Linked DNA regions of Homo sapiens: region 2 is linked to region 1. Evidence: read pairs that join two places in POLR2A ChIA-PET (ENCODE). Cell type or tissue: GM12878. All regions are shown on one strand. Each heading gives the region's core, and the rest is flanking DNA. Links, peaks and the distances in the headings are about the cores only. Region 1 overlaps ARHGAP26 (Rho GTPase activating protein 26). Region 2 overlaps ARHGAP26 (Rho GTPase activating protein 26).

Region 1 (4,402 bases), core at 131-4,130:
GGCTGTCTTTCAAGAACATTCAACTAACCATGCTTTCTCCCCAGCACAGACTGTGGATTTCGCACGGGAGCCTTTGGCTCCCAACTCACATTACCCTCAAGTGTCCTTTCCTCAAGAAACTCACTCAGACGTTCCCACCTAGGTTAAAGCCCCCATTGTGCACTCAGATACAGGACCATCAACCTTTCTTTCAGACTATGATGCACCACTGCAAGTTTACACTGATATGTGTGATTCTGTGAAAAATGTCTACCAAACTAGAATACTTATTCATGAGGGCAATGGTCCAGGTATATTTACTTCACTGGCTACTACAGCTCTATCTTTCACCATCAACTATAGCAATGGATATGAATTGGAAGTGTGTGCATGCACGTGTCATTTTTCATTTTGGATACGTGAATAGGTAAATTAGTGAATGAATGGTAGAGAGAGTTGCCGAGGGGCAGTGTGTCAAAATGACCTTTCAATTTCAACTGATATAAACCCTCTGAGAGTAGATGAGTTCTTTTAACCTTTTGGTCCTCCACTTTCTCATTTTTTTTGTGATGATATAAAGGTTAAATAAAGAAATGAATAGGCTGATCTAACCACTTCCTTCCTTCCTGTATCAATACAGGCATGCCACCTAGCAGCGAAGCCCAAGAATGGGCCCAAGAAAAAGGAAGAACAAAAGTGGCACAAGCTAAGCCATGAAACATAGGAGACAAAAGCAAATTTAGGTTTTCCTGGACACTTTTAGACCTCCTGCATTTTGTCCATCAAGGCATTATCATCATTGAGCTGCATGTGGTGTGAAGCTGGGGCTGAGAGGAGGGCTTCTCCATATTACACTAACTCGGCCATCTAAATGAGGGTCAAGAGGGGCCTGAGGCCTGAGGGTCAAGAGAGCCCCTGGAAAACACAAGTATTCTCCGCTAGACCATCATGCTACCCGTGAGACCTGATTCCTCAGGCTCAAGAGCCCCTCTTCTGAAAATCACTGACCTGCAGTTGCTCAACTCCAACCTTCAGTATTCAGAAAACCAAGAAATTTGGCAAGAAGTGGCCAAATCGCCCAATTTGAATAGAAGAAAACTTTCCATACTATAAGTTGACTGATGGACACATATATATAGTCTATAAAAACAGCACACTAGGACATGCCCCCAAACGACCCCATGCCTGCATCCCTGGAATTCTAACCAAACCCTGGGGAGGGAAATCCTCATCCAAAGGAGAGGAGCTAATCTACTGAATTAGCCTCAACATGAACTAGAAAGGGTTACTGTCCCTAAAGCTGGTATTCAACAAGTTTTTCCTAGTCTGAATTTTTTCCCCAGGAAATTTAGTCAATTCTCCTTTGATTAAAAAGAAAAAAACAAACCAAACCTTTTTTGTGGGAGAAATGGAATTTGCTGGAAGCACTGTAGGTTATGCATAAAAACAAGAGGATTGAGGTTGAGCACCCTGGCTCTCAACTGTAATCTCAGCACTTTGGGAGGATGAGGCGAGAAGATCGCCTGAAGCCAGGGGTTTGAGACCAACCTGGGCAACATGGTGAAACCTCATCTCTACAAAAAGGTTAAAAAAAAATTTGCTGGGCATGGTGGTGTGAACCTGTGGCCCTAGCTACTCAAGAAGCTGAGGCAGGATGATGGCTTGAGCCCACGAGGTTGAGGTTACAATGGGCTATGATCATGCCACTGCACTGCAGCCTGAGCAACAGAGTGAGAGCCTGCCTCAAAAAAAAAAAAAAAAAAAAAAAAAAAAAACTGAGAAGTAAAGGATTTCTAACATGGATGGATGGATGGATACAGGAAATTGTCGAGTTGCTGTGAGCAGGCCACTTCAGGGGCATGTTCTCACCACAGAAATTTATGCAATTTTCCAATGTGATTTGCTCTTTATAGAGCCTGGTTGGCCTCCCTCATTCTGAATTTAATCAATTTCAACACCCTTAAAAGCCATTGAGAAAACCACCCACATTGAAATGAACATAAATTCCACCTGAAGAATAATTTCCAATTTTCACACACACAGAGGGAAGACTAGAAGGGCTTGCCTGTTTTCCCCTAATCATGTGAAGCCCCAGGGTTGCCAGGGCTCCCTGGGCTGTGGCCCCTGGAAAGCTGTCCTCATGATAGCAGCTCTCAGAAGCTTCAGTGGGGCCCAGGAAAGGTGGCCAACTGGTTCTTAATTATCTGGGTGTGCATTCTCTATTGTGGAGGTTACCCACAGCCAATTTTTAATCCCAGATCAGCACTCCAGGGACCCCCATGCACCATCCCTACACCAGACTATTCTCTGCCCCCTGGCTGGTATGTTCAGGGAATGTGAACTAACTTTAATATTAACTAAAGTCACACAGACAGAATTGTAGGTAGTGGAAACTGAATGAGCTATAAAGCCAGACAGACCTGGATTAGAACCCTGCCTCAGCTACCTCTGGCTGGATATGACCTTAGCTTCACCTTTTTGAGGCTCACCTTCCTCGCTTGTATAATGGGGATAACTCAACAGGATGCTACGAGGGTCAAATGAAATGTATAGCAACTGGGATTTACTTGGTATTCAATACATGATCATGACCAATATTACCTAGTATTACCAATATTAGAATGTTACTATATCCTAATATTTGAATGAAATCTTCCAGTTGATGAAATACTTTTCATATTCAAGTTCATGTTATCTTTATGATAACCCCATAGGGTAAGTCTTGCTACTCTTCTTACTCATAACTACTGTGTTTTCACACTAATGAGTGTAATGAGGGATAATACATTACAGTTTATAAAATAAATTAATAAACTATAGTTTATTTGATTTTCCCAATATCTCTGCTAAGTTTTTATGATGAGGAAAGCCAGACTCACGTTAAGTGGTAACAACAGCAATGATAACCGTGGCTAACACTTACTGAGCACAGACTACATTGCTCTGAGCTACACAGTTAGGTGCATCATTTTCTTATCATCATCATCATCATCATCATCATCCGTATTTTGTAGATAGGAAACCTACGCTCAGTCAGGTTAAGGAATTTCTGTAAGATTATAGCATCAGTGAGTAGTGGAACCAAGATTTTATTTAACTCAGTCTGACTCTTGGGCTCATCCTCTTCTACTCTTTGCTTTCTGCTAGAGACAGTCAGAAAGGAACTGGGGGCTGTGGATCAGGTTCTGTGGATCCTACCATTTCTATTCCAGTAGCGGCTCTCAACTCCAGTGAACAAGAGTGCACTTGTAGAAATGCAGATTCTGGGCCCTCTCCCGGCAATTATGCATCAGTACATGCGAGAACCCCACTTGGAAAAACACTGTACTATATACTAAGCAATTAAGATTATTACCACCAAAAACAAACAAAAATGACTTAATTTAGTCAATTGCCAGTATCTATACCACATTCCCTGCTGGACAACAACTATTTGCCAGTGCTATGCATCTTAATATGGAATGCTGGATTGTTCCACTTTGGCATATGGGATGATTCCAAGAGGTTCACAAACATTTCTCAGTTATACTTTTATTTTAATGAATATTAGAAATCTACTGATTTATCACACATAGCAAAATATATTTCTTTTTTAAATAAACTGAGGTAAAAAATGGATGAATTGGTTTAAAACCAGTAAGCAAATTAATAATAAAAGTAGTATATGTATATATTTAAAAAGTCAGCCAGGTGCAGTGGCTCATACCCAGAATCCCAGCACTTTGGGAGGCCGAGGCAGGTGGATCACTTGAGGTCAGGAATTCGAGACCAACCTGGCCAACATGATGAAATCCTGTCTCTACTAAAAAAAAAAAAAAAGAAAAAAAAATTAGCTAGGCATGGTGGCAGGTGCCTGTAATACCAGCTACTTGGGAGGCTGAGGCACGATAATCACTTGAACCAGGAAGGTAAAGGTAGCAGTGAGCCAAGATTGTACCACTGCATTCTAGCCTGGGTGACAGGGTAAGACTCCATCTCAAAAAAAAAAAAAACACAAAAAATCATGAAGGTGACAGAAATAATAAATTGGGGAGCTCAAGTCCTAATGTGTCCCCAAACATGCACTATGTTCAACCTGGCTGAAAGAATGAGATGGGAGAGGACCATATTCTACCTGTAAGATATTCTGTTCCAGTAACATCATCCTTGATCTTTGCTTTCTCTCACACCCTATATCCAATTCACACACCACATCCAATCCATTAACCAATCCTGTCACTAATAACTTAAAACCGTATCCAGAATCTAACTACTCTTCACCATATCCATTGCTAATACCTTGATCCAAGCTGCCATCATCCTTTGCCTGGACTGCCTGCAGCAGTCTCCCAGCTGCTTCAATTTTGCCCCCACCCCCCACCCCCACCCACCCCACTACGGTTTATTCCCCACCAGCAGCCAGAGTCATCTTTTAAAAACATAC
Region 2 (4,402 bases), core at 152-4,151, 68 kb before region 1:
GAAAAGATAATCTCAAAAGTTGAGGTTTTATTGCCCTACAGAACATTAACCAGTTTTAAATCAAACTTTGTGACCTTTTTTCAGCATTGTGTCTTTCATTGGACATATAAACAAGCCTCTGCTGTCCTCTTTTGAAGCCACTTTCTATTTCTACTGGTAGCCTCATAGACCTTTGACGTGTTTATTCTATACTATACTTTCACAAAGTCATGTTTAAAAAATATTTTTAAAGTTATACTTTAACACTAACCCTATTTATTGAATGTTCATCAAGTTTAAGGCAATGTGTTAATTTCTTAATATGTGTTATACTATTAAATTCATTTTCTATGAGGGAGAAGTTATTACTCCAATTTGAAAGATGAAAAAACTGAGGCTCGGAGGAATTGAATACTTAGCAAGGTTGTCACCTAGCTAAGAAAGAACAGATCCATGATTCAAGTCCAATCTTCATGTTTTTTTCTCTTTGCAATATTATGGGCTGAATATTGTTTTCCTATCATGTCTACCCACTGTTGATAATATTATAAAGAATTGGTCTTTCTCTTTTCTAGATAAAATAATTCAGCTAATGTAGATTAAAATTACACTAGCTTTTGAGGGTAGATTGATCAATCTGTTGTTTCATGCTGACCTTACTGTCAATTAAACTTCCCATACTAATTATTCCCAAGAACTGGTTTTAAGTCAAACTTGAATTCACCATTAAGAGTAACATACTTGTACAAAATATAACAAAATTTAATTTAAAAATTAAAAAAATCACCTACGTTATTGTTAAAATGACATTGCGGAATTGTATGCTTAGAAGGAATTGGCTTTTTAAAATACCATTTAACAGTTATGCTATCCAATGTAAATATTAAAGAAGAATACATGGTCTGAACCCTAACATTAGAACTTATGGTCAAATATGTCAAGCACAGCTGTAGAACAAGAATTTAAAGGAGGCTTAAAATGAGAATTCTAAGCTTGAAACTCCAAATTATTTAATTAGGTTCTCAAGTAGAACAAAATTGAGGCAGCGCTATTATAAAGGAAGAGTTCTTCTGTATAGTAAAAACTGTATGGAATTCTGAGAAGATTCCAAGGCAGAACTACAACTTTTTAAAAATTGGAATTCTACAAATAATTCATTAAAAAAACCTCCAGACTTTTACAACCAATACAAAATATGTCCCACTGAACGTTGTCACCAAATGAAATATGTCAGAGACATCTGAATTAAAAAATCTTAGACATCAGTAGGTTGCGTGGGGTAATTTTCTTTTTTTTTTTTTTTTGAGTTGGAGTCTCGTTCTGTCACCCAGGCTGGCATGCAGTGGCGCAATCTTGGCTCACTGCAAGCTCCGCCTCCCAGGTTCATGCCATTCTCCTGCCTCAGCCTCCCGAGTAGCTGGGACTAAAGGTGCCTGCCACCACATCCAGCTAATTTTTTTTGTATTTTTAGTAGAGACGGGGTTTCACCGTGTTAGCCAGGGTGGTCTCAATCTCTTGACCTCATGATCCACCCGCCTCGACCTCCCAAAGTGCTGGGATTACAGGCGTGAGCCACCGCGCCCGGCCATTGCATAAGGCAATTTTCACATTAGCTCTGCTTCAACAGAATTTGTCAAATTCTCAGGAAGGTAAATGACGACTTCTATAGAATTAGGTAAAGTTACCTGAATGTACTCACAGGGAATTTCCCTCTGATTTGTACTTTACAGTCAGATATGCTCTTTTTTTTTTTTTTTTTTTTTTTCTTTTTTTTGAGACGGAGTCTCTCTCTGTTGCCCAGGCTGGAGTGCAGAGTACAGTGGTACAATCTCGGCTCACTGCAACCTCCACGTCCCAGGTTCAAGCGGTCCTCCTGCCTCAGCCGCCTCCCCTGCCCCACCCCAGATTACAGGCACGCACCACCATGCCCAGCTAATTTTTGTATTTTTAGTAGAGACGGGGTTTCGCCATGTCGGCCAGGCTGGTCTCAAACTCCTGACCTTAAAAGATCCTCCCGCATTGGTCTCCCAAAGAGCTGTGATTACACGCATGAGCCACCGCGCATGGTCTGTATTTGAGTCCAGAAAATGGAGATACATGTGATCCATCTGCCTTGGCCTCCCAAAGTGCTGGGATTACAGGCGTGAGCCACCGCACCCGGCCCAGACATGCTTCTTTTAAGAGGTGGCTAGAATGAGGATATTATGTTCTCTAGGCCATACAAAGCTATTTTGTGATTTTTATTTTCTTTAGGACAGTGGTTCTCTGTTGGTCCATTAACTACGGGGAGGTTTCCAACACCCTTCAGGGGTTCCATGAGATGCAAAAAAAAGATAAGTTGAACTGTGATGCTTCGCATGAATCTAGACAGTGGTACCAAGTTATACCAATAGTCATTGTATTCTTCACTGCTACACACTCACAGATTAAAAAAAAAAAAAGCCTAGCTTTACTTGATAAATGAGCAAAATTATTAATTTTATTTAATCCTGACCCTTTAGCACACCTTTTATATAATAACGAAGGAGGAAAGGTGCATAAAGCACCTCTGCTGCATACTGAAGTTGACTTGAGGGAAAGCAGTTGTGCGACTGAGTTGCAAGCTGAACCTCTTTTTTCATGAAACACCATGTAAACGTAAAAGAATAACTGACAGACAAAATATGGTTACTGACACTTGGGTATTTGGCAGACACTTTCTCAGAAATGAACCAAGTGAGTGTCTACTTTAAGGAAAACAGTAATATTTGTTGCAATGATAAAATTTATGCTTTCAAGAAAACGTCATAATTTTAGAAAATCTGGATCTGCACCACGAGCATGACAACTTCCCAATATTTAATGACTTTTTAAAATAAGTGGTGATATTAACAAATGTAATTTTTTGATGTTATATGATGTAATATGTTTGCATTGGAAGATCTGCATAACGCAGTTTACTAATATTTTCTAAATGAGCAATGTAGGCTAAGAAAAAATCATGCATAAGTAAAAGATCCACTCAAAGTACAAGGTAGGTCAATAGATCTTAATGTAACTGCATGTGAACAATTCACTAACATGATTTTATTTTTTCACATTGTAATAATTTTTTTAAAAAATTACCACTTGTTGAATGTTGGTAGAGTTTTAAAAAAAGAATATCCAAAATTATCTGAAAAGGCTACTAAAAATATTTCTTCCTTTTCCGACTATATGCATATGCTAGGACTGATTTTTGTATGACAATAGATTGAGTGAAGAAGAAGATATGAGGCCTGGAGCAGTGGCTCATGCCTATAATCCCAGCACTTTGGGAGGCTGAGGCAGGTGGATCACCTGAGGTCAGGAGTTTGAGACAGCCTGGCCAACATGGTGAAACCCCATCTCTACCAAAAATACAAAAATTAGCTGGGCATGGTGGCGGGTGCCTGTAATCCCTGCTACCCAGGAGGCTGAGGCATGACAACTGCTTGAACCCAGCTGGGAGGTGGAGGTTGCAGTGAGCCAAGATTGCAGCACAACACTCCAGCCTGAGAAAAAAAGAAGATATGATTTATCCAGTCATCTTCCATTAAGTCAGACATTAAGGAGATTTACAAAAATGTAAAATGTCATTTAATAAATTCATAAATAAAGCTTTAAAATTGTTTTAGTTTTAATTTCCAATACTGTAAAACATAAACAGATAGAATCCACATAGACAAAGGCTGTTGAAGTCCTTAATAAATTTTAAGAGCGTAAAGAGGTGCTGAGACAAAAAGGTTTAGAACTGCTGAGTTAAGAATATAGTATCTTGAACAGGGTTTCATTTGGGAGTGATGAAAATGTTTTGACTTAGAGGGAATGGTTGCATAATACTGTCAATGTACTAAATCCCATTGAATTGTATACTTTAAAATGGCTAATTTATGTTAAGTGAATTTCACCTCAATAAAAAAATTGTATGTGACTGTGTATATATGTTTTTATACATATATATTATATAGTAATATATAATGAATATATGAATATATCTAAAATGAATGTATATATGTAAGAATATATTATCTTAGAACCCATAAGTCAAAAGTCCAGGTGATATGGTACAATTTCCTTTCACAGAATTAAAACCAAGAGACATGAGTCTATTTATTGTTAGATATAAATTCTAAATTTCTTTTCAAATAATCAGTATGTCAGTATGTTCAATTCTTTGCCTTCTACTTTTAAACTTAACTTCCTCTTAAAGCAACCTTTTTTGATTACCTACTCCACCCTGACTCATTCCGATTACCTGCTCCACCCCGACTCATTCCCATTACCTGCTCCACCCTGACTCATTCTGATTACCTGCTCTGTCATAGCCATTTTCCCCCCAAACCACTCACCCCATCACTCTCTTTAAATTAGCCAATTGGAATTAGTTTAGCCTGTGCTGTCTAACCCTAGCCAATAGGGGAAT

Evidence for each region. ChIA-PET counts read pairs that join two places held together with the same protein. Peaks named below come from ENCODE experiments on the same cell type or tissue, not always from the same donor. Only the 100,000 strongest peaks of a DNase experiment are listed, where the experiment ranks them.
Region 2: POLR2A ChIA-PET joins it to region 1 with 6 read pairs; 5 of 35 experiments call an interaction of 5 or more read pairs at or near these places.

The regions. Positions count from the first base shown.
Region 1 is chr5:143,026,745-143,031,146 of GRCh38, reverse strand. The region is part of intron 12 of ARHGAP26 (Rho GTPase activating protein 26); the gene reads right to left. Among named protein-coding and RNA genes, the nearest start is that of ARHGAP26-AS1, 160 kb to the right of the region's middle. In GM12878, for the core only: a CTCF peak has its summit at 640; no DNase peak of the experiment used is centred there; H3K4me3 peaks cover 474 bases; H3K27ac peaks cover 1,097 bases.
Region 2 is chr5:143,094,703-143,099,104 of GRCh38, reverse strand. All of the region lies in intron 17 of ARHGAP26 (Rho GTPase activating protein 26), which reads right to left. Among named protein-coding and RNA genes, the nearest start is that of ARHGAP26-IT1, 96 kb to the left of the region's middle. RefSeq lists an enhancer at 4,263-4,402. In GM12878, for the core only: no CTCF peak of the experiment used is centred there; no DNase peak of the experiment used is centred there.